2 separate regions of the Homo sapiens genome follow, and region 1 is linked to region 2. A link is a loop called in an ENCODE intact Hi-C map of the cell type or tissue named here. Cell type or tissue: Caco-2. All regions are shown on one strand. Each heading gives the region's core, and the rest is flanking DNA. Links, peaks and the distances in the headings are about the cores only.

Region 1 (15,006 bases), core at 4,691-12,690, 72 kb before region 2:
GATACCAAAACCTGGCAGAGACACAATAAAAAAACAAAATTTCAGGCCAATATCCCTGATGAACATTGATGTGAAAATCCTCAATAAAATACCGGCAAACCAAATCCAGCAGCACATCAAAAAGCTTATCCACCATGATCAAGTCTGCTTCATCCCTGGGATGCGAGGCTGGTTCAACATATGCAAATCAATAAACATAATCCATCATTATAAACAGAACCAATGACAAAAACCACATGATTATCTGAATAGATGCAGAAAAGGCCTTTGACAAAATTCAGCAGCCCCTCATGCTAAATACTCTCAATAAACTAGGTATTGATGGAACATATCTCAAAATAATAAGAGCTATTTATGACAAACCCACAGCCAATATTGTACTGATTGGGCAAAAACGGGAAGCATTCTGTTTGAAAACCGGCACAAGACAAGGATGCACTCTCTCACCACTCCTATTCAACATAGTATTGGAAGTTCTGGCCAGGGCAATCAGGCAAGAGAAAGAAATAAAGGGTATTCAGTTAGGAAAAGTGGAATTCAAATTGTCTCTGTTTGCAGATGACATGATTGTATATTTAAAAAAACCCCATTGTCTCAGCCCAAATCTTAAGCTGATAAGCAACATCAACAAAGTCTCAGGATACAAAATCAATGTGCAAAAATCACAAACATTCCTATACATCAATAACAGACAGACAGCCAAATCATGAGTGAACTCCCATTCACAGTTGCTACAAAGAGAGTAAAATAAAATACCTAGGTATGCACCTTACAAGGGATGTGAAGGAACTCTTCAAGGAGAACTACAAAACATTGCTCAAGGAAATAAGAGGGGACACAAACAAATGGAAAAACATTCCATGCCCATGGATAGGAAGAATCAGTATCATGAAAATGGCCATACTGCCCAAAATAATTTGTAGATTCATTGATATCCCCATCAAAGTACCATTGACTTTCTTCACAGAATTAGAAGAAACTACTTTAAATTTCATATGGAACCAAAATAGAGCCCACATAGCCAAGACAATCCTAAGCAAAAAGAACAAAATTGGAGGCATCATGCTACCTGACTTCAAACTATACTACAAGGCTACAGTAACTAAAACAGTATGGTACTGATACCAAAACAGATATATAGACCAATGGAACAGAACAGCAGCCTCAGAAATAACACCACACGTCTACAACCATATGATCTTTGACAAACCTACAAAAACAAGCAGTGGGGAAAGGATTCCCTGTTTAATAGATGGTGTTGGGAAAACTGGCTAGCCATATGCAGAAAGCTGAAACTGGATTCCTTCCTTACACCTTATACAAAAATTAACTCAAGATGGATTAAAGACTTAAATGTAAGACCTAAAACCATAAAAATCCTAGAGGAAAACCTAGGCAGTACCATTCAGGACATAGGCATGGGCAAAGATTTCATGACTAAATCACCAAAAGCAATTGCAACAAAAGCCAAAATTGATAAATGGTATCTGATTAAAGAGTTTCTGCACAGCAAAAGAAACTATCATCAGAGTGAACAAGCAGCCTACAGAATGGGAGAAAATTTTTGCAATCTATCCATCTGACAAAGCGCTAATATCCAGAATCTACAAAGAACTTAAACAAATTTACAAGAAAAAAGCAACCCCATCAAAAAGCAGGCGAAGCATATGAAGAGACACTTCTCAAAAGAAGACATTTATGCAGCCAACAAACATATGAAAAAATGCTCATCATCACTGGTCATTAGAGAAATGCAAATCAGAAACCACAATGAGATACCATCTCACTCCAGTTAGAATGGCAATCATTAAAAAATCAGGAAACAGATGCTGGAGAAATAGGAACACTTTTGCACTGTTGGTGGGAGTGTAAATTAGTTCAACCATTGTGGAAGACAGTGTGGCAATTCCTCAAGGATCTAGAGCTAGAAATACTATTTGACCCAGCAATCCCATTACTGGTTACATACCCAAAGGATTATAAATCATTCTACTATAAAGACACATGCACATGTATGTTTATTGTGTCACTGTCCACAATAGCAATGACTGGGAACCAACCCAAATGCCCAACAGTGATAGACTGGATAAAGAGAATGTGGCACATATACATCATGGAATACTCCACAGCCATAAAAAGGATGAGTTCATGTCCTTTGCAGGGACATGGGTGAAGCTGGAAACCATGATTCTCAGCAAACTAACAAAAGAACAGAAAACCAAACACCGCATGTTGCCACTTCTAAGTGGGAGTTGAACAATGGGAACACATGGACACAGGGAGGGGAACATCACACACCAGGGCCTGTCAGGGGTTTGGGGGAGGGATAGCATTAGGAGAAATACCTAATGTAGATGACGTGTTGATGGGTGCAGCAAACCACCATGGCACATGTATACCTATGTAACAGACCTGCACATTCTGCACATGTACCCCAGAACTTAAAGTATAATTTAAAAAAAAAATACATTTCTTGGACCCGTGGTAGAAAGACTGATCACTATATCCAGATATCCACTCCCTCACTGCTCTTGGTCAATTGAACCCTTCAACTTTTAGTTGGGTACATGGCTACTTTGCGGTAAGATGTGACTGTGGTGTGTGAGCCAAGCTAATTTGCGCAGAAGGAATTGTGTAGCTTGCAAGTCATATCCTCAGAAGAGAAGATGCTCACCCTTGTCTTCTTTCCACCCCTCCCCTGGATTGGAGAAGAGATACGTTATTGCCCACCACATGGGCAGTAACTCCCTAGGAGGTGACAGAGCAACAGGATAAAAGGAACCTGGGTCCTTGGATAACTTCATGAAATAGAGTTGCCTTTTCTCTGTGGCTCTCCCACTTAACTCTGGACTATTATATGAGAAATAAATAAACTAAATTGTTTGAAAAATAAATAAAAGATGAATAGGGAGGGAGTGACTACAAAAGTTGCTTATCAGGAATTCTAATTGGTTTACAGAAATAACATTGGTTAATGATTTTCTATACATTGTTAAATTGTAAGGTGTGTGGCATTTTATGTCTTCTTGAGGTCAGTTAGTCTAGAGCTTGAATAGCAAGTGGCTTCAAGGGGTAATTATTTACCTCAAGGGAGAATGAGGCATGACTGCTGTTAGATTTTAAATACCTTTTTGGGACTGATAACTTAGGCCCATATTCCTTAGATAAAAAGCTTTTCTTCCCCCCTCCCTCCGCAACCTTTACTCCTTGTGGTCAAAAATCTTTCTTCTCGAAAGCATTGTTAATCAAAATCTAAGTGTCATGATGTCCCTTGTCACCAGGAAGTCTCACTCCCAGGTAGTGCTGTCCCATGTTGATGAGGGAGGAGGAAATGTCTCAGTGAGGAATTTTAAGAGTTCCCAAAAGCTGACTTAGGATGGCATCACAGAGTGGCAGAAATGAGACCTCAGTTAAGTCATTGATTTATGTAAGTCATTGCTTGTTGAATCATCCCTAGTCTTTGGAATCCCATGATTTTAGTTTCCTCCAAAGTAAAACAATGAGAGATACATAACAGTTAAGAATTTGTATTGCAGAAATATAATGCACACATTGACTACAATCAAAAAGTGAATTTACATGTCAGAATGAAAAAAGAACCTATTCATTAGGGAGCCAACAACAAAATCTTGAAAAAAATTAAAACCTGGTTCTTCTTTACAGACTGGTTGTAGCCAGGAAATAATTCAGGATTTAGTCCAAGTGGTAGACAAATAAGAAAACTCAAAAACAATGGTCAGGCTAGAATCTAATAACAGGTGTGTTATAGTTTTCTTATGAAACGTGATTTTTCTGTCTCTAGTCTCCCTTTTATTTTTTTAAAATACATAATTATATATATATAAAATGTATACATTTATACTTAGAAATTTTTTCTTTAGTAACAATCTCACTCTGTCACTCAGGCTGTTGTGCAGTGGCATGATTATAGCTCATTGCAGCCTTGAATTCCTGGGCTCAAGTGATCCTCCACCTCAGCCGTGAGTAGCTGGGCTTACAGGCACAAGCCACTACACCCATCCAGTGCCTCTTTTCTACCGAAGAGAAATAGACCAATTTATTTGCAAAAAAAGTTTTAGAGTTATTATACTTGGCCTGATTTATTTGCATAAAGTGCAGCAAGAGTAGTGATTGGTCATATAGACTAGTTGGCTTTGCCTGAAACTTTTTCGTTAGAAATTTTGGATTAGACTTTTGGAAACTTCTCAAGTCTAAGAAGTCAAGCCAGGGATTAACCATCAGCCTGTGCCTGTAATACTTTCACAGTTTGGTGAATTCTTCTCTTCTTGAAGTCCCAAAATATTTTGATATTCCTGAAACTCTCAGAAAGTGACATTCTTTACATACCGCAAGTCAGGATTCTTGTAAGGGAACAGTATAGACAACTTATTAGGTCAAGTCTTTCCAAGGGGCTTTTTATTGGCTCTATAAAGTCAACCTTAATTCCTCAAAGTAGTTTGATCATATGCTGTTCCAGTTAAACCTTGGTACAATAACCAGTGTCTCCAATGCGTCCTCTTACAAAACAAAGAAAATATTGCACTTATACAAACAACTATATTGTCATAAATGTCATAAAATAAGAATATTCACAAATAGTTCCCAAATTCTGGAGAAAATCAGGTAAAGAGGAAGGTAAATGTTTCACTTTTCCCCACAAAAGTATACTTTACCTAATTGCTATGAGCTATAAATGGCTCAAAAAAAATGTGGACTCTGGCAAAACAAATATGAGAAGAATCAACAATGTTTCAAACAAAAAGTGATTAAAAAATCATTTCAGTCCTCTATCAGTTCAGTCCCATGTAATTAATTCCTGTTCTGTTTCATGTTGGCTTAGCAATCTTCATTAACACATCAGTTTTTTATTCGAATTTTGGAAATTTTTACCTAGTCCAATGGTATCATCTCCATAGTTATCTGAAACCTGTATTCAAGAATACTTGAATATGGTACAAACTCGTATTCAAAGTCCTTTCCACGAATTTCTTTGAAGACACACATTTTAGGATTTGGAGGGAAACAAAGCTCTTAAAAAAAAAAAAAAAAAAAAACAGACTAGATGCAGTGGCTCACGCCTGTAATCCCAGCACTTTGGGAGGCTGAGGTGAGCGGATCATGAGGTCAGTAGTTCGAGACCAGCCTGACCAACATGATGAAACACCGTCTTTAATAAAAATACAAAAATTAGCCGGGCATGGTGGTGCGCACCTGTAATCCCAGCTACCCGGGAGGCTGAGGCAGGAGAATCACTTGAACCTGGGAGGCGGATGTTGCAGTGAGCTGAGATCATGCCATTGTACTCCACCCTGGGCAACAGAGCGAGACTCCGTCTCAAAAAAAAGACATGAGAATAAAACAGTTTACTGCATATACCAAGGCATATCAGATGTTTAGGAATTGCATACAATTTTGGAACACATATCAATACAACTGTAACTCAAAGAAAGCTGAACACTATTTCTTGTCTGACAGTGCTTTCCATGTTTGAAATTTGATTTGGGGGAACTGTATCAGATATCAAAGGTTTAAAACACTAGATATGGCCGGGCGTGGTGGCTGACACCTGTAATCCCAGCACTTTGGGAGGCTGAGGCAGGCAGATCACCTGAGGTCAGGGGTTCGAGACCAGCCTAGCTAACATGGTGAAACCCCATATCTACTAAAAGTACAAAAAAATTAGCCGGGCGTGGTGGCATGCACCTGAATGTGAGCTACTTGGGAGGCTGAGGCAAGAGAATCACTTGAACCCAGGAGGAGGAGGTTGCAGTGAGCCAAGATCACGCCAGTGCGCTCCAGCATGGGCGACAGAGCAGGGCTCCCATCTAAAAAAAATAAATAAATAAATGTAAATTAAACAGATATCAAGATAAGAAAGGTTTGAAATGCTCAGTGTTAAAATAGGATCACAGGTCATTGTAAAACAGTCATTTAAACAAAGTGATAAGTCAGTGATTTTTAAAAAGTCAAAACCTGTGCTCTTTGATTAGCAGGAGACTCCATCAAAGAGTAAGTTTGAGGAGACTGTATCAAAGAGTAAGACTCCATCAAAGACTCACTTTTCCAAATAAGACCTAATAAAGGCAGCATGAGCTCAAGAAAATCTCTCTCTCCCTCCTTTTCTTTTGTAGTTTACTCAAAAGTAAACAAAACCTTTTACTATCTCCTGTTAACACTACCTGAAAATCTTGTTCAAAAGAGAAAACGAAATCCTACCTTTGTATCAGTATATTATTAATATTAAACCTAATTTTAATAAAATCTTACAATAAACAGATCCATCTGATCCCAGTCAGCTTTGACCAGATAAGATTTTCATGAATCTTTTATAAACTCTTACAATTTTATTTTTTCTTTCTCCAACTTTTTAGTTTTAGCTATATCATGTAAATTTTGAAACAATCTTTAACCTCTAAACTAGGCAAAATTACTTTTCCTTTAGCAAAACTCACACCCTCCTCTCTTTTTTATAACTTTCTTCACCAAAAACACATCCTACTTTCATTGTATACTTTGCATACAAGAGTGTTTCCCATGTATCTAGTACTTTTAATTACATATATTAACTACGATTTTAACTCTTAGTAGTTCTAATTTCAAGTGAAAAACCTAGAAAGTAAGTAGTAGTTAACTGGTTTATGTCTGTATTTGTAGACAAATCATTTCATGGTTTCGTAGAAAGATATTTCTATAAAATATAATTGATGCCTACTTTTTTGTTTATTAACAGATCTAAAGATTATTAACAGATCTAAATATATTTAGCTTTTTTATACCATGTAAAAACAAAATACCAAATTATGTAAACTAAACTAAAACATATCTAATAATTAATGTTTTTGTATCTTAATGTATGTAGAAATGACTCAAACATTTTATGATTATCTATTACTTTATTAAACCTAACATGACTTCAAAACTTTAAACTACTGAAAAGAATTTTGAAACTGCAACACAGATACCCTTCCTAATGTCTTCCTCAGTCATACTGAGTCGCAACTACCCACGTGGCACCCAAGTATGATTATGAAGGGGCAGGGCCTATCTGAGTCCTGATTTTACACACCCATAATGGAGCCCAGGACAGAGGACAGAACTGTGAAGATAATGTCTGACTCTTCCCACCATAGCCAGGAGACAACAGCCAGGCCAGAGGGAGTACCACATATGTCTGCAGTCCTCACTTGTTAGAGCCCAGAATCTAATGAGTCTAATACATAAGCTCACAGACAAGTCAAATAAGCATCAAACATATCACAGAAGCAATAGTTTTATGAGCTTCAGACATCTAGTAGAGAAAGCCTAAACCTTTCTGACCAGCAGACCCAGGCAAAAATGTCTGATTGTGTTTAAAACTGACAAGTCTGAAGACATTCTAATTTTATTTTACCAACAATTAAAAAGCTAATTTTATTTCTCAAAGATTACTAAAATCACATTAACTTGAAAAATATTTGGGATTATTAAGCTATGAGCATTAATTTGTCAGTTTGGTACCATGTAAACAATATACAAACAGATCTGTACACATATATACATAAAAATACAAACATAAGTGAAGATTTCATAGCTTTGATATAAAAATTCTAGCCATGAGACAAGTAAAACTCGCTATTTTAAAAGGACATTGGATTCAAAGTTCATAAATAGAACAAGTTCAAGTTTATTGTATATGCCTGAAGCCCTTACCAAGTTTTAAATAACAAGTAGCAAATTTATATTTCAAGCACAGAGAATTTAAGCTTTCCAAAAGGCCAATTCAATTTTACGTTATCTTTGGCAAAAATCATGTTAACAGAATCCAAAAGAGTAAAACATAAAGGCCTTTCTTCTACAAAAAAAAAATATTTTATATATTTTTTATATATTATATATCTTTATATATACTTATATATAATATATATTATATATATGACTCAGGCTAGCTATATATATACAGCTGTGTGTATATATACATATATACACATTCAGGCTAGCTATGTGTATATATATAGCTATGTGTATATATATATATGTATATATATATAGCTATGTGTATATATATATGTATATATATATAGATAGCCTGAATGTCAGCTTTTAATTAAGCTAATTTCTGGCTATAGACCTCTTTCAAAGAAAAAAAAATATTTTCAAGTTTCTTAACAGATTTTAGCTGGAATAAACAGCCAATATTCCTGGCTTTTGACTTTTTTTTTCTTTTTAACCAAGGGTACCTTTCCAAGTGACTCACCAAAACCAATAAGCCTTAAGAAAAATTTTTATGACTTGACCAAGGATGCACAAGCCATCTCCAAAGAGGTGCAAAGCAAGCCCTCACAAGATCCAGAACCACCCCAAAGACAGTTTAAATAATGAAAGTCTTGGTAGCCACAAATAAGGTGCAAATCCACATTTTTGCTTGACTGTACTCTCTAGGGTTTCAGCTGATGGCAGACAGAAGAAGACAGGAAATCAAAAGCTGTTCATGGAAGGGAAAAGGATCAGTAACAAATGGGTACCCTAAAGGGTCAAGAGTCATATTAATATTGTAATAATTGAAAATATTCAAATTCTTGTAAATGTTTCTCTCCTAAGCTAAAGATATTAACCAAAGAAAGGAATTTTTTGTTGTTCTAAAGAATTTTAACTCTGTTTTAGATCTTATCTCAGCTGGAATGCTGCTTGGCTAATTCCCTGCATGTTAACATTTCAAACACATGATAAGATTTATCTCTCCAAGGTACTGTGAACTCCAGCTGGGCATTAAAGGATATCATCAGTGCCATTCATTAGTCCTGGTTTTGAAAAAAAAAAGTTGTTAGATCTGTATTTTTATAATCTCAGTAGTTTCATTCTCATTTTTTAGTTGCACTGTTTGCTCCTTTTGTTCCAAATTTAAATACATTTCTCTCTTTTAGACTATTAATTTTCCAGTTACCCATTTTATTGCCCTAAGTAGTTGTTAGGTTCTTCTAAAGGGATGACACTTAACATGAAATATGTAGAAAAAATATATAACTCAAAAGTCCAGAGCTGAAATCCAAGGAAGAAGGATGTAGGTAAAAGCCAGTTAAGACAAGATGGCCTGGCCCAGTGCCGTGGCTCATGCCTGCAATCCCAGCACTTTGGGAGGCCAAGGCAGGTGGATCACTTGAGGTCAGTGAGACTAGCCTGGCCAACATGATGAGATCCCGTCTCTACTAAAAATACAAAAATTAGCCAGGTGTGGTAGCGGGCACCTGTAATCCCAGCTGCGTGGGAGGGTGAGGCAGAAGAATCGCTTGAGCCGGAGAGTCAGAGGTTGCAGTGAGCCGAGATCACGCTAGTGCACTCCAGCCTGGGCGACAGAGCGAGACAGTCTCAAAAAATAAAAAGACAAGATGGCCTGAAAAGCACCTTCACCAAAGACTTATGTAAATGTAAGCCAATGGTAAGTTTCTAGTGACTCAGCACTCCCTCTCCAGGTACAGTGAGGTAAAGACCCTTACAAATGAAGATTTCTTTTGTAGATGTAAATTTCTTTTATAAATAGCCAACTAAATGACAGAAAGCTGTATTTTGGACACTGATTTTGTTGAATGGGTGGTCTTTTTATGTTCACTTTTGTTAGCTTAAAAATTACTGAGTTCAGCTGGGAAAGCCCATTAAGAAAAAGGGCAAAAAAAGCATAATATATGTGTGGACTCAGCATGGATAGCTCTGATAAAGAAGCAAGCCTGAAGGGTTACCCCTAGGTTAAAGACCTCTTCTAAAAAAGAAGGGTTTGAAAGAACAGCCCAAATAAAATGTACACCTTCAACCAAAGAGTGGTATAGGTCCAGATTATTAGTAGGACTTTTGTCCAATAATTTATCTTGGAATTGGAAGAACATGAGAGTTTCATAGTTGGCCAGGTGCCAAGTCCAGGAATGGCTAAGGGTGGCTTACTGTGAATCCTGCTCACAGTGCCAGAAATGTCAACCTAAAGGGAAGAAAATGAGGCATAGTTAATACAGATAATGTATTTGGGCCAAGGTTGAGGACTGCAGCCTAGGACACACTTCCAAGTGGTCTTGGGGAGTGCTCCAGAGAACAGAAGAGAGGCTCATATTTTTAGAGAAAAAAAGGATGAATCAGGAAAGGGATTGATTGCAAAAAGGTATTCATCAGGAATTCTTGTTGGTTTACAGAAATAACATTGGTTATTTATTGTCTATACATTGTTGAACTATAGTGTATATGGCATTTTATGACTACTTGGGGTCAGTTAGTCTAGAGCTTCCATAGCATGTGGCTTCAAGAGGTAATTATTTAGCTCAAGGGGTAGTGAGACATGACTACTGTACATTTAAAATGCCTCTCTGGGCCTGATAATTTAAAGGGGCTCGAATTCCATAGAGCAAAAGTTTTTTTTGTTTTGTTTTTCATAACCCTCATGTTTAGTTAACATTGCTGACATTCATGAATCAAAAAACCCAAACCACAAAAAAACAAGCTATTTTTATTATCACTTCTGCTACCTAGCATGTCAGGCAGTCATGTTATGTTTAAATTGCCTTCAAATGGTTTCAGGAACTTTTCCCATATGTATGTTATTGAACCACTCCAGAAAATCGTAAATCCCTTTTGTAGAGGAAGAGATGATTAGACGAGAAATACTTAGTGTCTGGCACAGATTTATACAGAAAAAAATTTTTGTTTTTAGTTTCTGGTCTTTGTTGTTACTTTGTTGGTAGTAAAAAATGAGTTTTTTTTTTAATTAGCCAGGCTTTAGGCCTTATCCAGTGAAGGACAACTTGAAGATGAGATAGAGCATAAAATTCAAGCTATTTCTAGAGATTGATACAGGTTCATTAGCTGGACAATTAAACTTTTTACTTGTCTTGCAAGTCTTCAACTTAGATTTGTCATATTTGGTTATCATAATCAAATGGAAATAGTAGTTTTTGCCCCATCTTGCTGAGCTTTTAGATTTTGAGATCATTTGTAACATACTCTGAAATTCAGTGAATTTTATTTTTTTCTGCTGGGGGCAGGCACATTTAATTACAGAAAGCCATTTGCCATGGAATCTTTTTTTCTAAAAACTACCTAGCGTTAAAAAAAAATCTGATCATAATTACGTTGCTAGCAAGATAAACTAGCAATAAGTATATGTGGTATCAACTAATATGAAAAAAATTATCTGTAAAATGCATCTGGGACACTTCTCATTTGCTATTCTTAATTTGCAGTTTTAGGAATTGTCTCGTGGTGGTTGAATGTGATCAGCATTTTCTTTTATGAGCCTGGGAGTCTTATTAGTGAAAGATTTGGCAAAAGTTAGAAGAAAATGTCAGGCATTCGGGTCTTCTCAAGGAATGAGATTTTTCAGTATGTAACCAATTTTTTTGGATAGGCAAAGATTTAACCCAAGTAGTACACTGTACAAAGGTGCCTTTAAAACTCAGCATTCTTTCTTGTGTAAAACCTCATAAAAATTTTATGGAAATTTATGGGTATCAATTTTTCTTAGATTTAAAATTAAAATAGCTTTTGAGTACCTTGGGAAATAGTATATTCTTACAAAGTAGATGACCTATTTATTCAGTTGAATGTCCTTGTGAAAATTGACGTTGCTTTACTGACACTAATAATCTACATGCAGTTGAGCAAGCCCAGAAGCCAACTTTGGAATATTTTGAAATGTTTACCATTTTGAGTACAAAGTAATTTTAGAATCTTGGATACCAGCTCACTGAAGTGTTATGGTAATATCATACCCATATCATTTCCGTTACTTATATTTGTTATTGTTTAAACAGTAGCCAAAAATGGCCAGGCACGGTGGCTCACATCTGTAATCCCATTACTTTCGGAGGCCAAGGCAGGAGGATTGCTTGAGACCAAGGAGTTCAAGGCCAGTGGGCCATATAGCAAGACCTCATCTCCATTGAAATATATATATTTTAAAGTAGCCAGAAACATGTACTTACTTTACTGCCAAGGATATGGCTGTAAAGTCTTGAGATCTTTAATAAATAACTTGAATGTCTGAATGACTTGGAAACAAGTTCTGAATTAGCTTACTGATTTCATGTGTCTGGCGCTATTTAGCTAAATCCACCCTCCTCAAAATGTAGAAATTGTTAAGGGACAGTTTCTTGTTGAGACAGTTTCTGTCTTAGCATCATTTTGTGGTTAGAATGTAGTAAACCTACTCAAATAAGCCCAATTAAGAATTAAATCTATTTTATGAATAGGTCTTTAAAAACCCAATTGCAGAACTACAAACCAGGCCTCTTTCTCCCCTTTGTGGGTGGGGGTCAGATTCTCCTAGAAGAGAGGGCAAACTAGGTATGATTAGTATACCTGCTAGAAAGAACAGTTAAGTGGCCAGGGCAAACAAAGTTGTCTCTTGGCTGTAATAATTTTTTTCTGGACTCATGGGCAACTAAAGAAACATGCTAATTATACTGATGCTTAAAGGATTTGCCCTCTATTACGGAGGGTCTGTGGGAGTAGAACTGTAACCTCTTCTTTATAAGCGAGTAGTACAGAAAAGGGAGAAGGAGAAAGAAGAATCCTAAATATGGAGGGGAATCATCTGGAAAGAGCTCAGATTAATTTTTATAAAATTGTGTAAGATTTTATAAGATTATATATTTTTATAAGATTATAACCTCTTCCTGGAAGCCTCATTTTTAAACTGCTTATGGTAGTGACATTTTATTATACATGAATTTAACTTTTGAATATCCAGCTGTACCTGTCTTGACAGATAAAATGACAGTTTCAGTAGTACAGACAATTCTGCCCATCCTAGGAAGCTTATGCCCTTGCAGATGAGAATCTGCTGTTCTCTCTTAGTTTGTACATGTCTCCCGTCAGATGAGCATGTCATATGTAGTGTAAATACTTTAAATAAAATCATGGCCCTGAATGTTATTGTACTAAATGTTACATTATGATTTAAGGAGATTTTCGGGGTAATTTTGACTATGTCAGTTTTGTGGATTATTTGGAAGAGTGGAATTTTGTGCACTCTGGGCTCGAGTCTAAAGTTAGTGTGTAAAGCCAAAGTCAGAATCACCCTTGAAAGTTCCTCAACTCATAAAAGCCAATATGAAATCTTTTGTGTACATATACACTCTTGAGCATTAATTCTTACACACATTTAAATTGGAGAGTGACTAAGCTAGACTGAAAGGCAAAAGGAAAGTATACAGGTGTTGTATATTCATTCAGCTTTAAACATGGTATAGGTAGGGAATTCTAAAATGTTCCTTCTTGCCTGCCAGCTTTACTTCATTTTGTTTTAATAATAAACTCTAGAATCTTAATTCTTACTAATCGTGTATTTGTTGTGGGAATTTCAGGAGCTCGTTAGCCTCACCTTTCTGTGAGATAGCTTCTGAAATCAGTTGGCTAAATTCTAAGGTTAGCCATTAAGTAGGTTTATGATAAAACTTTGTTTTATTGTAGTTTTCATTATTTCCCTTTTCTTTTGCTTTAGTATTTTAGTAACATCACTTTTAAGATGTTACTCATCTCAAAGGAGGCAAAGGAAGAGATTTGGTATCAAGTCCTTCATTCAACTAAAGTAGAAAGAGAGGGAAGTAGTATGCCCCTCTAGGCTGGTGGTTGCTGTGGGAATCAATGTAAAAACCCCTTTAAGAGGATAAAAATGGGACAGTTAACTGGAAACTTACCAATGAGACATTCTCTTTCTAGAGCTTTTTCTTTTCTAGCATGTTCCCCCCAGTTTTAAGAAGATAACCCACACTCTTATCTGTTTCTTCAGTATATAATCTCAATTGTGAGATTACAAAATAATTTCTCTTTAATAATATGCCCAGGTGAGAATGGGAGTAAAATTCTGGTTTTCTTTATTTGGTGCTAGTGTCAGCAGTGACTGAAACATAGGCTGTCTCAGTCTGGGCCCTGTAGTACAATGCTCAGACCTAGGCTGGCTTACTCTTCATATGGCTCTACTACCTTAGTATAGAGGAGGAACCGTAAAGTCCAAGATTGGGCACTTCATTCACACCACTTAGTAGGCAGTCTCCTAAGGAAAGAAGAAAAGTGTATGTCCGGAGAGACATAAATGGCTAGTCAGCCATAGTTTTTTGGGGGGAAAGGAGGAAGGGGAGAGTACCCTAGGATGCACCCTATATTTCACATATTGTTTCTACTACTTTTGGTTAAATTGTAGACAAGTCTGTTGTTGGAATAGGCCTTCTTAGTGCAGGACATAGTGGTATTTCTGTATTAATTACTTAAAATATAGTTGAAAAATGAACTTTGAGAATACCTAGAACTGAAATAGATGCATTTGTATGGTGGCAGCTGAGATCTGATCTAAAGGCCAGTTGAGGGCTAATAAGGAGTGAGGTTAAATTTAAGCTTATTACTCTTTTAGGAAAATGATGTGAGTTAGGGTTGAGGCCAAGAAATTCTTACTATATTCTGAAAGTAGTGAGACTTCATTCGTTAGAGCTAACCTCATAGTGCTCACTATGAGCACTCACCTTAAAGGTTATTATCTGCCTCTTGAAGAAGCACTTACTCAGCGGATCCTGTAACATGTGGTTCTGCCACTTTGTCCATAACTGATTAGACCAGGGCAAGCCTCTGGCTCAAGGCTAATGGCTTATGAAGTGGCCTGGTATGAAAACTGCATAAACAGCAATAACAAGATTAATCATCTTTCTCTTTCTCTTTCTCTCCTGTAAACTACTCCTTGAGAGGAGAAAGACAGGCAATTCATAATGGGAATTTAAAATAACAGTTTGTTCACTTGTTCATTGGTTCATTCAACACTTTTTTGAATGTCTGCTGTTAGCCAGGTACTACTCAAGGCACTGGTGATTTATTCATGAACAGAACAAAATTCATGCTTTCATGGAACTTGGGTTTGAGTGGGACAGATAATAACCATGTACTAGAATGTTAGCAATGGTAAGTGATATGAAGAAAAATGAAGTGGGTTGAGGGGAGAGAGTGTGCTTAAAGGGGAATTTAGATAGGCTAGTCAAGTAAGGCATCTCTGAGGAGCTGTATTAA
Region 2 (14,452 bases), core at 6,211-14,210:
CAGACCTTGATGCTGCTGAGGGCCCTGAGCAGGTGCCCGCCTCCTGGTGGACGAGCCCCTGGTAGCTGCCTGGAGACAATGGGTAGCTGGCCACACTGTGGGAGCTGCCCTGCCTGCCTCACCCTGCGGGCCTGCCTTCCTGGCAGGAAGCCAGCATTTCCTGGGAGCACTGAGCCCCTGGCATTTAAAGCATCAGATGTGGGCAACATTTATACCTGACTCTAGATGGAGCTCGTTGGGCCTGAGTGACATTTCTAGAGGCTGTGGTCAGAAACTGGGCGCTCTGGTGACCACTGCTCCCTGAACAAACCCCTGCAGGTTACTGCTCAGGGGCAGCAAGGGGCCAGCCACACATCAGGACACCGTGAGGGGAGCAGGTGAAGACAGTGGTCTGACACTGCTGGTCCCAGAGGCGCTGCTGTGCTGCCTCCTGAAGCACAGTCCAGGAGCTCCAGCTGGGCCTGGCCTGGGTGCCCTGTGGGTGGGAAAGGCTTTCTGGAGGGATTTGCCCTAATGGAGCCTTCAAGTCTGTGGATAAGCCAGAGTAGGGGGGTGAACAGCAGGGAAGCGGGGGCTGGAAGGGAGCTGGGCAGGCGCCCAGAGTGAGGCATAGGCACCTGGAGTACGGTGAACAGACGTTTCCCATGGCCTTGGCTCAGCCCTCCTGTAGAGTGGCCACACTTGCCCACACCTCGCCCAAGCACAGCATCTGTGCTGGGTGCCCACTCAGGCTCTGGCCCTGGAGCAGAGCTAGGGCCATGGTGGAAAGCCCAGGGGACCTCCCAAGACAGAAACTAGCTGCAGAGGTCCAGATGGCTACGGGGCGGGGGGGAGTAAAGAAAGGCATCCCACCTGGAACATGCAGACGAGACAGCTGAAAGCACAAGGCTGTTGCCCCTTGGGGGGCTTCACGTCCCACTTCACAATGCCTGTGCTATTCCACCCAGGGGCATACCTCAGGGGGCTCCTAGCCCTTGGAGAAACAGGAGTGGTCCTGTATTGTGTCCTGTATTGCGAGGCATGAAAAATGAGCCAGGTAACAAGGCACCATGCTTTGTGAGCACATTTAATAAAGAAAGCTGACTGTTCCCGGTGGCTGCCTGGATCCTGGGCGCCCTCCATTTCTGTGGCCATGAAGGATATTTCCTGGGTAAGGGCTAAGCGCTACTCTTGGTACCGTCCCCTTCTGACCCTCACCAGGAACTGCATGGTTGGAGCAGCATCTGATCCCACCTGGAGTGTGTGGGGTCCCAAAAGTCCCCACAGTCCCCACAGAGGTATCAGGATCTCTCTCTCTCCAGCTGGCTCCAGAGCGCCTGGCTGCTCCAGAGATACAGACGCTTCTAACTCCATACAAGGCTGGAGACCAGCAGACGTGGTACAGAAGTGAGCTCTGCCATTCCTTTTACTTTGGGGCCCTGGCACCTTTTGCCCCAACAGTCAAGCTTCCTAGGGTCGAAAAAAACTCCTCCATTTCCCTCTGCAACAGCTGGTTCCTCCTCTCCGCATCCTCCCGCGCCCGTTCAGAGTTCCGCAGCTTTATTTCCAGCATGATGTATTTTTTCTTTTCCTGGTCCAGTTCTTCTTCTAACCGGGACATTCGTTTTCTCAGGTCAGCACTCCCTTCTTCGATTCTGAAAAGTCAAGGAGAGATGCTGTTTGAGACTCTGCGGGCCAGGTTCACTGTCCCATGGGTATACCATGCTTGTGCTCACTGTGGGTTGAGGGGTCAGGCCAAGCCATGGCGGCAGGAGGAAACCCTGGCTCATCTGCTCCTCACAAGAACCCCAGTACTTCACCCATGAGCAAATTGCCCCCTGCCATAGCTCCCCTAGCTCCTCTGGGCCTGTGATCCCGAAATGCCAACACAATGATCCATGCCTTCGGTGCCTCCCTGGGTCCGCATTTGCCCCTCCAGTGCAGTATGGGATCCCTGCCAGCTGGTAGGAACAGTACAGGCCCCTGCATGGGGAGGGTTGGGACTCGGACTGTCCCCTGGCCTTTGCTCCTGTGCTGTGGCCTCCCCTCCCACAGCTCCCTGCAGCTCCCCACACTGTCCCCATGATCCAGCCACACGTGGTGACCCACAGAAGATCCTGTGGGGTAGTCACTTCCCTTCCTGCTCTCCCGTCATGTTCAGCTCAAGCGCCCCCTCCATGATGCTACTTCCTGTGATCCTCCCCAGCAGGTCACAATGGTGCTCCTCTGTGCCACCAGAGCCTATACCACACGCTTCCATGCAGGCTCATGCTGCAGTGTGCCAAGGTTGGCATGGCCATCTTTTTGACCAGACAACCAGCTTCTGTCTTTCCGAAGGGACACACCTGAGCCCAGCCCCTGGGAACATATGCTGGATTTTAATGCCCAGCCTGGTGACCTCTGAGCCACATGGCTGTGGACAGGACACAAGCCACAGTGAAATGCAGAGGGTAACTGCTCCTCAGAGCACTGGTAACCATGGACTGGAACATGCCAGGGGCCAGCACAGCACCTGGTACGTGGTGCATGATGAATAAACACGGATTCCTCAACCCACCAAAACGAAGCCTCCATCCTCATCACTGAGCTTGAAGCATGGCCTGAGCCCTCCCTACCAGGATCACAGACAGCTGTCAGAGAGAAGCCACCCACCTCCCCACTGCTGCCCCTGGCTCGGGCCTGGACCTCCCCTCTTCCTTCTCTGTCAGGCTCAAGACTCCAAGCCCCAACTACACGCTGATGACCCTGCACCATTTCATCAGCATCTCTGACTTAAAGGGTCCTGACCCTCATCTCCAGACCACTCTTCCGCAGCCCTGGTGCACTCTTGGTGAACACCTTCCCTCAGCTGCTCAGCTGAACAATGATGTCCTCCCCTAAGTCCATTCTTTTTCTCGGTCCCATATCTGATCAGTTAGCAAAACCTTTTGGCTCTACCTTCAAAATATGCTCAGCACCTGGCCGCTTCCCCCACCTCCACCTGCTGCCCCATAGGGCCACACCCCCCATAGGTCAGGCCTAGACCCCCACACCTCCTAACTGGTCTGTTCTGCCCTTGTCCCCTGGCAAGCTCTGCTCGGCATGGCACCCAGGTGCACCTGTCAAAGTGCCCAATGTGCCAAGACCCTCCAGCGGCTTCTCACTTCATTCTCATCTCACTCCACGAAAAACCAGAGCATTGCCCAGGCCAAAAGGCCCCACCCATTGCCCCCTCCCCACACATCTCCAGTCCCCAGCCCCTGACTCTCCCCCACTACAGGGGTCTTGGGGTCAGTGCTGGCTGCAGCTCTGGGGTCTCCTTCCCAGGGCCCTCCAACCTTCTACCCTGAGGCTCCTCTCCGCTCCCCTCCATGCTGCTCTATGTTCCCCTCCTTCATCTCCCTTTTAACACACCGTGTATTTTTAAAAATGTATCGTGCTTATGGTCTTTGTCTCCCTGCAACCCAAATAAGAATGGGGACAGAGATTTTGATCAGTTTTCACCCCAACTGTGGCCACCTGCACAGCATCTGGTACTTCACAGAAAACAGGTTCTCTTTTGGGAATGCACGAAGGAAGGCTGACTTCCCAGCAGGGCCCTGGGGAGGGGCTCTGACCAGAGTCCTGGGAGCCAGGACAAGGCCAGCCTCACCCCACCCCCCACCCGATGGCCCATACTTCCAGAGAACAGGACACACATTCCCCAATCACCTGCTGGACAGGACAGGTGCTAATGCCCTCACCTTCCTTCCTGTGCTCAGAGACCTTCCTCACTCTAGACCCTCCCTCTAACCAAGACAACGACCCAGACCACTCTGCTAGCGAGTACAGTCCCTCCACAAGGGCTACCACTGCTATCCCTTTTCCTCTGGGAACCTCATCTTACCTCCAGCCACCAGGCAGGAGTCAATGCGAGCAGCAAAGTTTCCCGAGCGCTCTCATCCACTGTGAGTCACTTAATACTCAGGACAAATGGGTGAGGTCACTGGGGCCCAAAGATCCTGCCAGGGACACTCAGCCAATCCCTGGTGGAGCTGGGACTAGAATCCAAGTAGTCTGACCTGGAGTCAAAGAGCCCTGCATCTCCCTTGAGAAACCAGGCCTCAGAGCAGGCCAGAGGAGCTCCAGGCACTCAGCACACAACTGGCGCAGCTGGTCCAGCCCAGCCTTCTGCATGGACAGCCTTCTGTATGGTAAGAGTTCCCATGTACCCTGTAGTTTGGTCTGTGAGCTCATCTGCAGCAGATAGCATCTTCTACTATATTTCTGGAGGCCCTTGGGTTCTACTGATGCTATTTCCTTTCTCGGCTCCATCCTATGGGTCCTTCCAGCCCTGGCTCAGGCACTGCCTGCTGTGACTTCCCCCATGGCAGAGGCCTCTGCCCTCAAGGTCCCTCTCCTTCTCTTCCTTTTGCAGACATGGTGCCTGTACATGCCTGGCACTCTCCATCACCCAGGGAACAGCTGTCAGCAGAGCAAAAGGGCAAGGGCTGCCATTCCAGCTCCCAGTGGAAATCACAGGCTCAGAGTGGGCAGCAGGAATGCCTTCCACCTCCATCCACTGCCTCTAATGGATAAAGGAATTCCCTGCTAGTGGGTGGGACCCAGGTGAACAGGTCGGCCAGCTAACGGGGACCTGCAGCCAGAGGGACCAAGGAGTCTGAGATGCTGAGGGAAACGCCCTGCGCTGGAGAACCTGGTCTCCAGGAGCTGAGGTTCCTCACTGCAGAGGGCAACCCCGGTCCTCATGGGAGGCTGGAACTCTGGCCCTCTGTTAGTGAGATTGTAAGCCTCAGGGTGCAGCACAACCATCCTGTGACAAGGGCGGACACGAGGGCTTGGTTCAGCAGGGAAACTGGATTCTGATCCCATCAAGGAAGGGGTCCTCACTTCCAGCCTGGCTGACCTGGGGCCTGGGCACTTCCTGGCACTCAGCATCCAGGCTATGAGCCCTTGTACTGGGACAAGCCTGGGACCTGCCTCCAGGGGCCGCCCCCTCCCTGGCTGCAGACTGCACACTGACTCTGTTTCCACCCCTGCAGCAAAGGTCCCCGGCAGGCTGGGCAGGCATTCCCACTTGCGTGGAGTCAGCAGGCCTCTGCAGCGCTGACTGCGTGCCAGACTGACTGCGTGCCAGACTGACTGTGTGCCAAGTCTGCCAGTCCTAGGGCTTTCCCAGAGCTAGGATTCCCCTCTCTGAGGCTGGCTTCCAGGGCCAGCGGCCCAGAGGTTAGGGGCCGACGCCCATGTGCCAAGAGCACGGCTCTCCCTGCAGGCTCCGCCCCGTCACAGGAGGCTCCACGGGGCAGCAAGTTACCTTTTCACACTCCTCTCGTACTCAGTCCGCTGGCGGCACAGCTCGGCCCTGAGCTCAGTGACCAGCCCCTGTAAGGCCTCGGAGCGGCGCGCGTGTTCCCGGGTGGGGCTGTCCGGCTCGCTGGGCTCGCTGTTGCTGGCACCCGCGCCCGCCTCGTCCATGCTGTGGTCCAGGTCCAGGGACTTGGGGTCCTCGCTGCTGCTGGGGAGCGGGGAGGGCTCCAGGGCCCAGTCGGTGTGCAGGGAACTGCGGGCAGACGAGTCGCTGGCGCGGCAGGCCGTGCAGCTGCTGAGTGAGCCCCCCACCGACGACTCGCTGGACGAGGCCCCGGACCACGCCATACTGGCCACGCTGGGTATGCCGGGGACCAGGCCCGGCGCGGGCACATTGTCGTAGGTGGAGAGTCTCTGCACGGAGCCCGAGTCCTTGAGCCGGTCTCCCGACGAGGCCCGGCGGTGTCCGCGCAGGGAGGACAGCCCGTTCATAAGCCAGTTCCCGCCGGAGGAGATGATGGGCACCTCCAGGGATGAGCCGCCCCCCTTCGGGCTTCCCGATAGGGACCTCGGCTGCCGGAAGGAGGACTTCCAACTGGGCAGGGTCTGCACCTTCTTCCCAGGGCTGCACCGGCTCCCCGGCCCCGTGGGGGCTGTTCTGGAGAGCACCGCCACGGCCGCCCCGTCCAGGGAAGAGGTCCTGTGCGCGGGCAGGCCGGGGCCGCCGGGCTCTCCTTGGCTGTCCCTGGTGACCTCCTCGGAGCCCCACCCCACTGCGCATTGCAGGCCCCCGCGCGGGGAGGTGGGCCCTTCCGGGACCGGTGCCGTGAAGAGCTGGCTGTGTTTGCGGATGAGGACGGTCATCAGGTGCTGGACGAGGGAAGTGCCTGCCGGGAAGAGAGGCGGAGAAGGGCCTTGCTGCCAGCCACTCGGCCCAGGCTCGCTCTGCCAGTCATGGAGAAGCTGCAGCTTCGTGGGAGCTGGCCCTGTCCCCAGAGCCAGGCCGCCCCTCAAGGGAGCCTTCATCCGCCCAGAGGAAAGGACCACACACCCTCCAACTCCAGGCAGGACAGCAGGATGGGGCCGCAGAACCGCCTTCCTCAGGCACAGAGCCGCAAGCAGGGAGGAAGCACTGTGCCTGCGCTCACGCCCTCCAGCTGGGGTGGGGTGAGGAAGCAGGCACCAAGGCTGCACGGTGAGCAGGTGGCAGGTTGGAACTGGAACCTGGGACCTGAGATGCCAGAACTCTCTCGGCTGCCCCACGTCACCCCTCTGTGCTGCTGACAACTGCCATGCCTGAATGTCCACACTCTGGGAGCATAGGGCTCTGGGACAGGGAATAGAGCCATCTTTCCTGTGTGGGGGCACACACATACAATTGCACACACAATGCACCCCGCCCACCCCCTAAAATACCCCCCACAATCACACGTACAATGCACCCCATCCACCCCCAAAGTCCCACACACACACACAACTGGACAATGCACCCACCCAGCCTCCCCAAATCCCCCAACACACAATCGCACATACAATGCCCACTCCCGAAAATCCCACACACATAAAATTACACACACAATGCACTCTACCCAGTTTCCCCAAAGCCCCTACACACACACAAGTGAACACACAAATCCCCTACCCAGCCTCCCCAAATCCCCCCATACAGAATCGCACAATGAACCCCACCCACTGCCCAAAATCCGCCACACACAATTGCACACACAATGCACCCTCCGCAGCCTCCCCAAATTCCCCCATACACAACTGCACACATAGTGCACCCTGCTCACCCCCCAGAATCCCACATACATATAATCTCGCACACACACAATCCCCCGTGTCTAGGCCAAGGCCCCTGAGATGCAGCCCCCAGTCCTGGGGACTCAGTTCCTACGGTGGTGGGGTGGGGGCCTGCAGCGGAGGTGGGCAGTGCAGGAAGGACCAGGGCATCTATCCAGCTGCCTCATTCCCTCCTGCCACCCTCACCACAAAGGCCCGACGCTAGGAGGTCCCCCGGTAGGAGGGAGGGCTGAGTGCCAGGGTGGACTCTCCCACTGAAGTTGACTAGGAATCCTGGAAGAAGTCAAGGAAGGAATTCTGAGGCCAAGAACCTAGGTGAAGCAGGAACTCCATGAAGCAGGCAGGGCAGGCCTCCTCCCTCAAGCATCTGTACCACCAGGCAGGTAGGAGCTTGTGTTTTCCTGGCCTCAAGGGGCCCTGGGGTGGGAGACCCAGCCAGGGCTGACCAAAGTGCGGACTTGAGCAAAAGCACTCCGCCACGTCCCTCAACATGGGATAAGGGCAAGAACAGCCTCAGCTGTGGGCTTCCTGTCTGAGCAGCACGTCTCTCATGCATACTCCACTGGGGACAGTGTTCCATGGGCCCTATGAGGTGGGCTGTCTTTTCTATGGCAGCCTACACCTGTGCCCTTTGCTAAGTCTGGCTGACTGGCCTCTGGTGAGTCCCCTCGCCTCTCTTGGCCTCAGTTTCCTCATCTGTAAAGTGGGGGCGATTACCACAGCACAGGCTGGTTGTAAAGCCTGAAATGAGATGATACAAACAAAGCACTTGGTAGAAGCTTACTGAAAGCGGCTGCTGTTGCTGCTATTTTTAATCACTTATTGTTATTTATCATAGAGAAATTCTCCAGGGTTTGCAAAGCTGACATCCAGGAACCTATGACAATTGCTTAATTGTAAAAGAAAAGCAAACATGTCTGTGTTCAAGGGCAAAAGTGCTGACCTCTCCCATCCCTCCAGCCTCTTCCATCCACAGAAACCCCTGGCTATTCTAATTGCACCCAGTGACCTGCTGCTGCCCATCGCAGGGCAAAGTTCCTTTTTTATCTTATAGCTGAACCTCATGGGGGTCGGGGGTGAGGTCTGCAGAAGTTCCTGCCAAGTCCCCAGAGATGGAGATGTGCCACCTGAGCCACCCCTCCTGCTGGCCTGGCCCTGGGCTGGGATGGTTCCAAGGACTTGCCGTGGACCAAGATGAGCCCAGACCCCGGCAGCACCCAGGGCCACCAGGTACACCTCCCACTTACCTTCCATGATGGTTACTGGGTCCTCTACCTGTGGCCGCAGAATGTTAGGTCCAAAAACGGTTGCCAGATTCTGGACACTCATCTTGTTGACATTTGAGTATGCCTGAACTTCATCCAGAAACCTGCAAAGTAAGGAAGCAGCAGTCATCAAAGAAGCAAGTTGTGATGCCCAGTCTCCTGTGTGCGGCCTGGACGCACCGCCACACCCCTGCTGAGCCCTGCTGCCTGTGGGCTTTTGCCCACTGGGTGTAGCCTGCCTCTGCCAGGCTCGATGAGGGAAGGCTTCCCCTGGGGCCCAAGAGGGCCATCAGAAGTAAAAGTCACTGGGACAAGGGCCCACCGCTATTTGTGTGAAAGGAGGACAAGACTCTGCAAATTGTAGTGGGCACAAATTCTGGGAAGTCCCAGACCCCAGTCAGCGCCGCCCCTGCATTCCCCTTCTCAGTGTCTAGGATGGGGATACATGAAGGGTTGGGGTCAAGGGGCAGATGCCGGGGGGACAGGATGGCAAGAGGCACCCAGGAGGGACAGAGGGTATGTCCCTTCTGGAATTATCTACCCAGGTCTGTTTAAAACCAGCTGCTCCCATGGGACTGTAAGCTTCGTGAACTCAGGGTCTGTGCTTTTCCACTCCCTGCTTCGTCCACGCTGGGTTGAGGCTGTGCAGGGTGGGGAATGACCCGGGCCCCCCTCTGACAAGGAAGAGTTGCGTGTCTCGCTGTGGGGTTGGGGGAGCGTGGAGCCAGTGCAGGAAAGTGTGGTTCCCTCCTGCCAAGCCGCTTACTTGCAGATGTATCTGAGCAGGTTGTAATTTGCCTGAGGAAGGTTGCTCACTTGTTTAGCCAACTCCAGAGTGCCCTTAGGAATGAAGAACAGAATTTCAAACACCGGCAATGAGGGCCCTGACTGTTCTCTGACTGCGAGGAGGGGTGGGCAAAGAGAAGGGAGGTGGGGGCTACGGCAGCCCAGCCCCAACAGACCAGAGGGCTCCACCACCTCCACCTCCCCTCAAGGAGTGGCCAGGGCCCAGCTGTGACCTCCTGGGAAGCTAACTTGCTTCCAAGGAGCTGGTGTGAGGGGTGAGCCTCTACAGGGCCCGTGGAGGAATGTCAGGGCCAGCACTCAGCTCACTTATCAAGACACAAATATTTGCCAGATAGTGAGCCCTCATCTCCCACATGGCCGCAGGGAAGGCAAACAGTCCTTCCCTGGCCCTGAGCCACCTGGGGCTGCAGACCAGCACCTGCACGGGTGGGGACGGGAGGGCTGGCTCATCTGTCCTGGGAGCCAGCTCAAATTCTTTTGGGAAGGAAGCAAGATATAAATAAAAGATGTCCTGGTTTCTGAGCCTGTGACGGGCCTGAGTGGCCTGAGTCGGGTGTGGGGAGTGTGAGCACCTACTGGTGTGACAGCCAGAGCTGGGCACACCGGACCCACCCCTCCCAGGGACCAAGGCCGCAGACAGGTATGGCTCCAGACAGCAGGATTCCCCAGCCCTCCCCGACCTGAGCAGGATGCCCTGGCCCCTCCCCCACCCAAGCAGGATGCTCCAGGCCCCCACCACACCCCCAACACAGCAGGCCTCCACAGGATCCATGTGCCATGAAAATTCATGAAAAGTCAGAGTCTGTGTCCTGAGTCTACAGGCTGCCACCCAGCCAGCCCATCTCCCAGGAGCTATCCCCAGGAGCCACTGACCTCCCCCTCGTCCTTGGTGAGCAGCTGGGCGCAGCTGAGGAAGTCCTCGTACCTGGCGAAGGGGACCACGGGCTCGGGGAGCTCCCGCAGGTACAGCTTCAGCAGGGAGGCCACCGTGTGCACGTCTGTTGTGCTGTGGGGGGGAAGAGGACAGGTGTGTGAGGCCTGGGATGCCAGGGGACTTCAGGGGTGACTGGTACGCCCTGACGCCAAGGGGCAGCCTCTGGTCTCAGGTGCATTCTTGGGCGCACTGGGGGCTGCATCTGCGGCCAGCTGCCCTGGTCAAGGAAAGGCCAGTGCTGCTTCTGGGAGCAGTGGATAGAGCTGGGGCAGGGACGACTAAGTATCCATGGCCAGGAGCTCCAGCTCAGGGACCACCCATCATGCCTAGGCACCTGCTCAGAATCCCTGAGTCTCATGTCTGTGTCAGTCCGTCCAGAACCTGTCCTGCGTAGACTGCGTAGGACTCCAGGAACTGTGAAGCCACAGGGCCCTGCAGGGCACAGCTGCTCCACCCTAGCAGCTGCCCTGGGCCAGAGGAATCAAGTGTGATGCAGGTCAGGTTGCACAGGGGAGGGCCCTGGGACATGGGCCAGGGAGCCCCTTCCACAGGCCTGGTGGCCATCCCAAGGTCCCCTGCAAGACGATGTGGGAGCTGCCTGCTCTGCGGTAGGAACAGCTATCCTGCAGGCCCTCCATAGGTGCTGCCAACCCCCAGCCCGAGCTTGCCCTCTCCACTGCACTTGACTTTGGCTGGAGTGGGAGGAGCTGCATCAAAGGCGCCCACAATGCAGGGCTGCTGGCTCCTTGTTGGGGAGCAGGTATCCGGGGACCAACAGCAGGAGCAGGTCGGAGGTCAGGCCCTTTCCTCTCTTCCTGTCCACAGTGGTGACACCTAGGCTTCTAAGCTCATCACCCCCTCTCCAGTGCCCCAGGAGTCCACTCCAGGCCTCAGTCTCCCGCTCTGGCTCGGAGCTGCCAAGGCAGAAGTAGACCAGTTGTGGATGGTGGTGGCAATGGGCCTGGCATAGTCCTTCCCTGGGTCCTGTGTGGGGTCTGCAGTTCAGGTCCTAAACGAGAGCCTTGGCATCTCCTCCGAGCTTGCGTTCCAAGCCGTATATGGGCCCCAGGTTGTTCATCTGCTTGTCTAGAACCATGGACTTAAACCCTGGGCTGCATTTCCCTCAGGAAAGATGAGACGGGGCCAGGAGACTGTGGCTGTGCCATTATGCTATCACCTGATCCCGGATGAATCCCAGGCTAGGCTCACTGAGATAAATACCTTCTGGCCCTGACATTTGGGATTCTGGGGTTCCATGTATCCATATGCACCCCAAATCCATATACCTGGGGCCCCTCCTTGCCTGAGGCTCAGTGACTCTTGGTCTGGCTGGATCCAGGCAGCCCCCATCCCACCCTCCTTCCATCTCCAGCCAGGCATGCTGCTATCACACCCTCCTCGGCCTTCTCCCGGGCCATGTTCCTGGCCAACTGCCCTGGGTACCCAGGCTTGAGCCCAGCGGCCCCTTCCCCACTGGGAGCCCGTGGCTTCAGTGGCAGCCTGAGTGGAGCGCAAGAGACTGGGGGAAGGGCAGGAGGCAGGGAAGTGTGGTTGGCAGCCAGCCCGTATGTCTTCCCCTTTTCTGCAGCTGGGGGGATGGGAGCATTTCTGCCCTGGGTGAGTGGACACAGAGCCACCCCTCCTCTGCAGACCTGCCCGGCTGCATCCCTGCCCCGCAGGGTCCTGCTGCTTGGCCCTGCCTGACCCCCTATCCGCTCAGTACCTGAGCTCTTACTTCCTTTCCTCGTCCCTCCCTCCCTCCCTCCCTCCTTCCCCACTGCAGTGCCTTTCCTCCAACAGCTGTCACCAGGCCTTTTCTTGAGACTTTTCCCTAAACTGCTGTCCCCTTCCCCCCTCCAACAAGCACCCAAGGAGAACTCTGTACAGCCCGTGGTCCTGTGGGCGCCTCCCCAGCCTGTGGGCCTCCCAGCATGCGGCGACATTAGCGCAGGCGGAGGGTGGGGGCAGGGGTGGGGCAGAAAGGGCAGCAGCTGGTCAGGGGACGAGGTGCCTGCCCTGGGGACAAAGAGGCCCTGGTGGTCAGTGCAGCCCGCAGCAAGGTGACCCTCCATCTGCAGGTTCCTCGTCACCTCTCTGTACCCAGGGAACCCCCCGCCCACGCCAACACCGGCATCTATGCAGAACACGCCATGCCTCCAGCCTGGTCCTGACTCGCCTCACTCCCCTAGAGTCCGTTTCTCATCACCCATCCCCACTTCCTCGACCTGCCCCCCAGCCGGGCCGCCTGCTTCACCCCACCTGGGTGTCCGCAGGGCTCCTCCCTGAGCAGCCCAGCCCTGCCATCTGCAGCACCCTGGGAGGTTCCCTACCACTAGGCCCGGGACTGGTGTCCCTGGTGTTTACTTGTTATCTGTCAAGACCCACCCCCCTTAGAATTTCTAATGCATGTGGGTGCCCCTCCACCCCTAGGCCTCCCAGTGCTCCCTCCCTCAAAGGATAGCAGCTGAGGGAGTAAGGAGAGCCTGGCGGCCAGGAGTCCATGCAGCCCTAGGCTCCGGCCCACAGGAGGCTGTCCTCAGAGCTCAGCAGCAGGGTGGCAACCCGGGAGACTGACAGCCCAGTGCCCAGGGGACACTGTGCTGGGAAGGGGCAAGTATGGGACAGCTCCAGGCACTGAGGCTTCCAGGCCTGGTGAGGCTTTAGCAGAAGAGAAGCCCAGGACCTGGGGCTAAAGGGGACCTTCTTATAGAGATGAGCAGGAAAGTGAGGAGGGGGCTTCCTGCGGAAGGGGCCAGGACAGAAGCCAACACCCCAGCAGGCAGGCAGGCTATGGCCTTGGGGAGAGAGCTCCATCCCGGGACCCTCTGTTGGAAGTGGGTGAGGAGGAGACCCTCTGTTGGGGGTGGGTAGGGAGGGGGGACCTTCTGTTGGGGTTGGGTGGGAAGGGGGGCCTCCCTCAGGGGTGGGTGGGGAGGGCCCCTCTGTGGGTACAGCTGCAGAGCCAGAGGAGCTGCCATGGAAATGGCAGAAAGTGGGAAGGATGGCCTCAGATACCCCAGGAGGAGTTTCTAAAGGGAGAGGAAACCAAAGCCCAGGGCCACCGTGGCAGTATGGGGGTCACTGCTGAGATGGGGGTGGAGGGACAAGGCCAACATGCCCACCATGGAGATGGCCCTCCTGACACAATTCCAGAAGCAGGGTAGAAGCAGCCAGAGAGGGAGAAGGCAGACAGGGGAGGGCCTCCAAGACATAGGGAAGGCTGCCCCAGGCTGCTGGGAGGCCGAGAGTCAGGTCTGCATGGAACCCACCCTAGGGTGCCCAGCTGCCTCTCAAGGGGGCTTCAGCAGGCAGGCCAGGTGGAGAAAGGAGGCTGAGCATGCCAGGAACCACACCTTGGGAGAGCAGGTGTGCCCAGGTGGAGACCCCCCCAGCAGGATGGGAGAAGCTTGGCAGTGTGGGTGAGGCGCAGACGGCCTGTGCCACTCCAGGGAGCCCCAGCAGAGTTTGAGTAGGGGAGTGGCAAGGTCTGATCTGTGTCTGCAGAAGCCCCTCAGGTAGCATCAGGCACTAGGGCAGAGCATCTGATCCTGGGGAGCTTCCAAAAGTCTCGGCTCCCAGGCCTTACCCAGGTGACATTATTTGAAGCAATCTGCAACCCTAACGCTGAGACACAGGATGGAAGAGGCCTGGCTGGCTGAGGTTCAGAATGGACGACAAGCTCACTGAGCGTCAACACTGGGATGGAGCTTCACAAAGCTCCAGAGGAAGGGTCCCCCGTACCTCCCTGGGTGGAGCACCGCTAGGGAACAGTGGTCAGTCCTGGACTCCACATCTAAGGAGAGGAGCTGACACCCTCCCCTGGCTGCAGTGACGGGCCTGGGAAAGAGCTGAGGGGCTGAGTGTTCTGCCCCCAGAGGAGAAGCCCTGGGAGGCCAGGGCTGCCTGCAGGTCCTGGTGGGCCCATCCTGGGGCAGATCCAAGAAGACAGGGCATAAGCCCCATGGAGGGTAGTTTTTCCTGATGTAGAGAGAACTCTATGAAAAAACTGCCCCATAATGGGTGGGGGCACTGTCAGGGGAAACAGAATCCCCAAACGGCCCTAGGCTGGGGGTATAGTTGGCTCCACCCAGGGGCATCCAGGGCCTGGGTAAGCCCCCATGATGGGTAGGATGGACATGGCCCCGGCCCCAGAGCAGATGGAGGAGACTCGCTCTCCTGTCCCCAGAACCCAAAAGGAGGGGAGCCGAGCTGCTGTGCCATCTTGCCATTGATAGAGCCTGGGGGTAGGTCACCGGAGGAAGCACGGCCAAGAGACAGACCCCGCAGAAGGCCTGGGGTCCGGATGCAGCTGCGCCTGGTCAGTCCTCACATGGGAGCCAGCAGAGGTCCTTTTCTTCCTGCCTGGGTCAGGTTT

What was found. A loop is a pair of places that touch in the nucleus more often than their neighbours do. Peaks named below come from ENCODE experiments on the same cell type or tissue, not always from the same donor. Only the 100,000 strongest peaks of a DNase experiment are listed, where the experiment ranks them.
Region 1: it touches region 2 in a loop (4-fold over the local background); 1 of 110 quality-filtered maps calls a loop at or near these places.

Annotation. Positions count from the first base shown.
Region 1 is chr10:48,374,906-48,389,911 of GRCh38, forward strand. The region is part of intron 1 of MAPK8 (mitogen-activated protein kinase 8); the gene reads left to right. Among named protein-coding and RNA genes, the nearest start is that of MAPK8, 76 kb to the left of the region's middle. RefSeq lists a silencer at 9,661-9,955. In Caco-2, for the core only: a CTCF peak has its summit at 9,439; no DNase peak of the experiment used is centred there.
Region 2 is chr10:48,444,986-48,459,437 of GRCh38, forward strand. It overlaps ARHGAP22 (Rho GTPase activating protein 22), which reads right to left. Exons shown (of 10, transcript NM_021226.4): 6 at 10,017-10,149; 7 at 9,103-9,176; 8 at 8,319-8,440; 9 at 5,276-6,155; 10 at 1,051-1,634. The coding sequence ends at 1,406. Among named protein-coding and RNA genes, the nearest start is that of ARHGAP22-IT1, 59 kb to the right of the region's middle. RefSeq lists enhancers at 183-1,084, 9,059-10,036. In Caco-2, for the core only: no CTCF peak of the experiment used is centred there; DNase peaks (open chromatin) are centred at 6,266, 7,496, 9,466, 10,256 and 4 weaker places.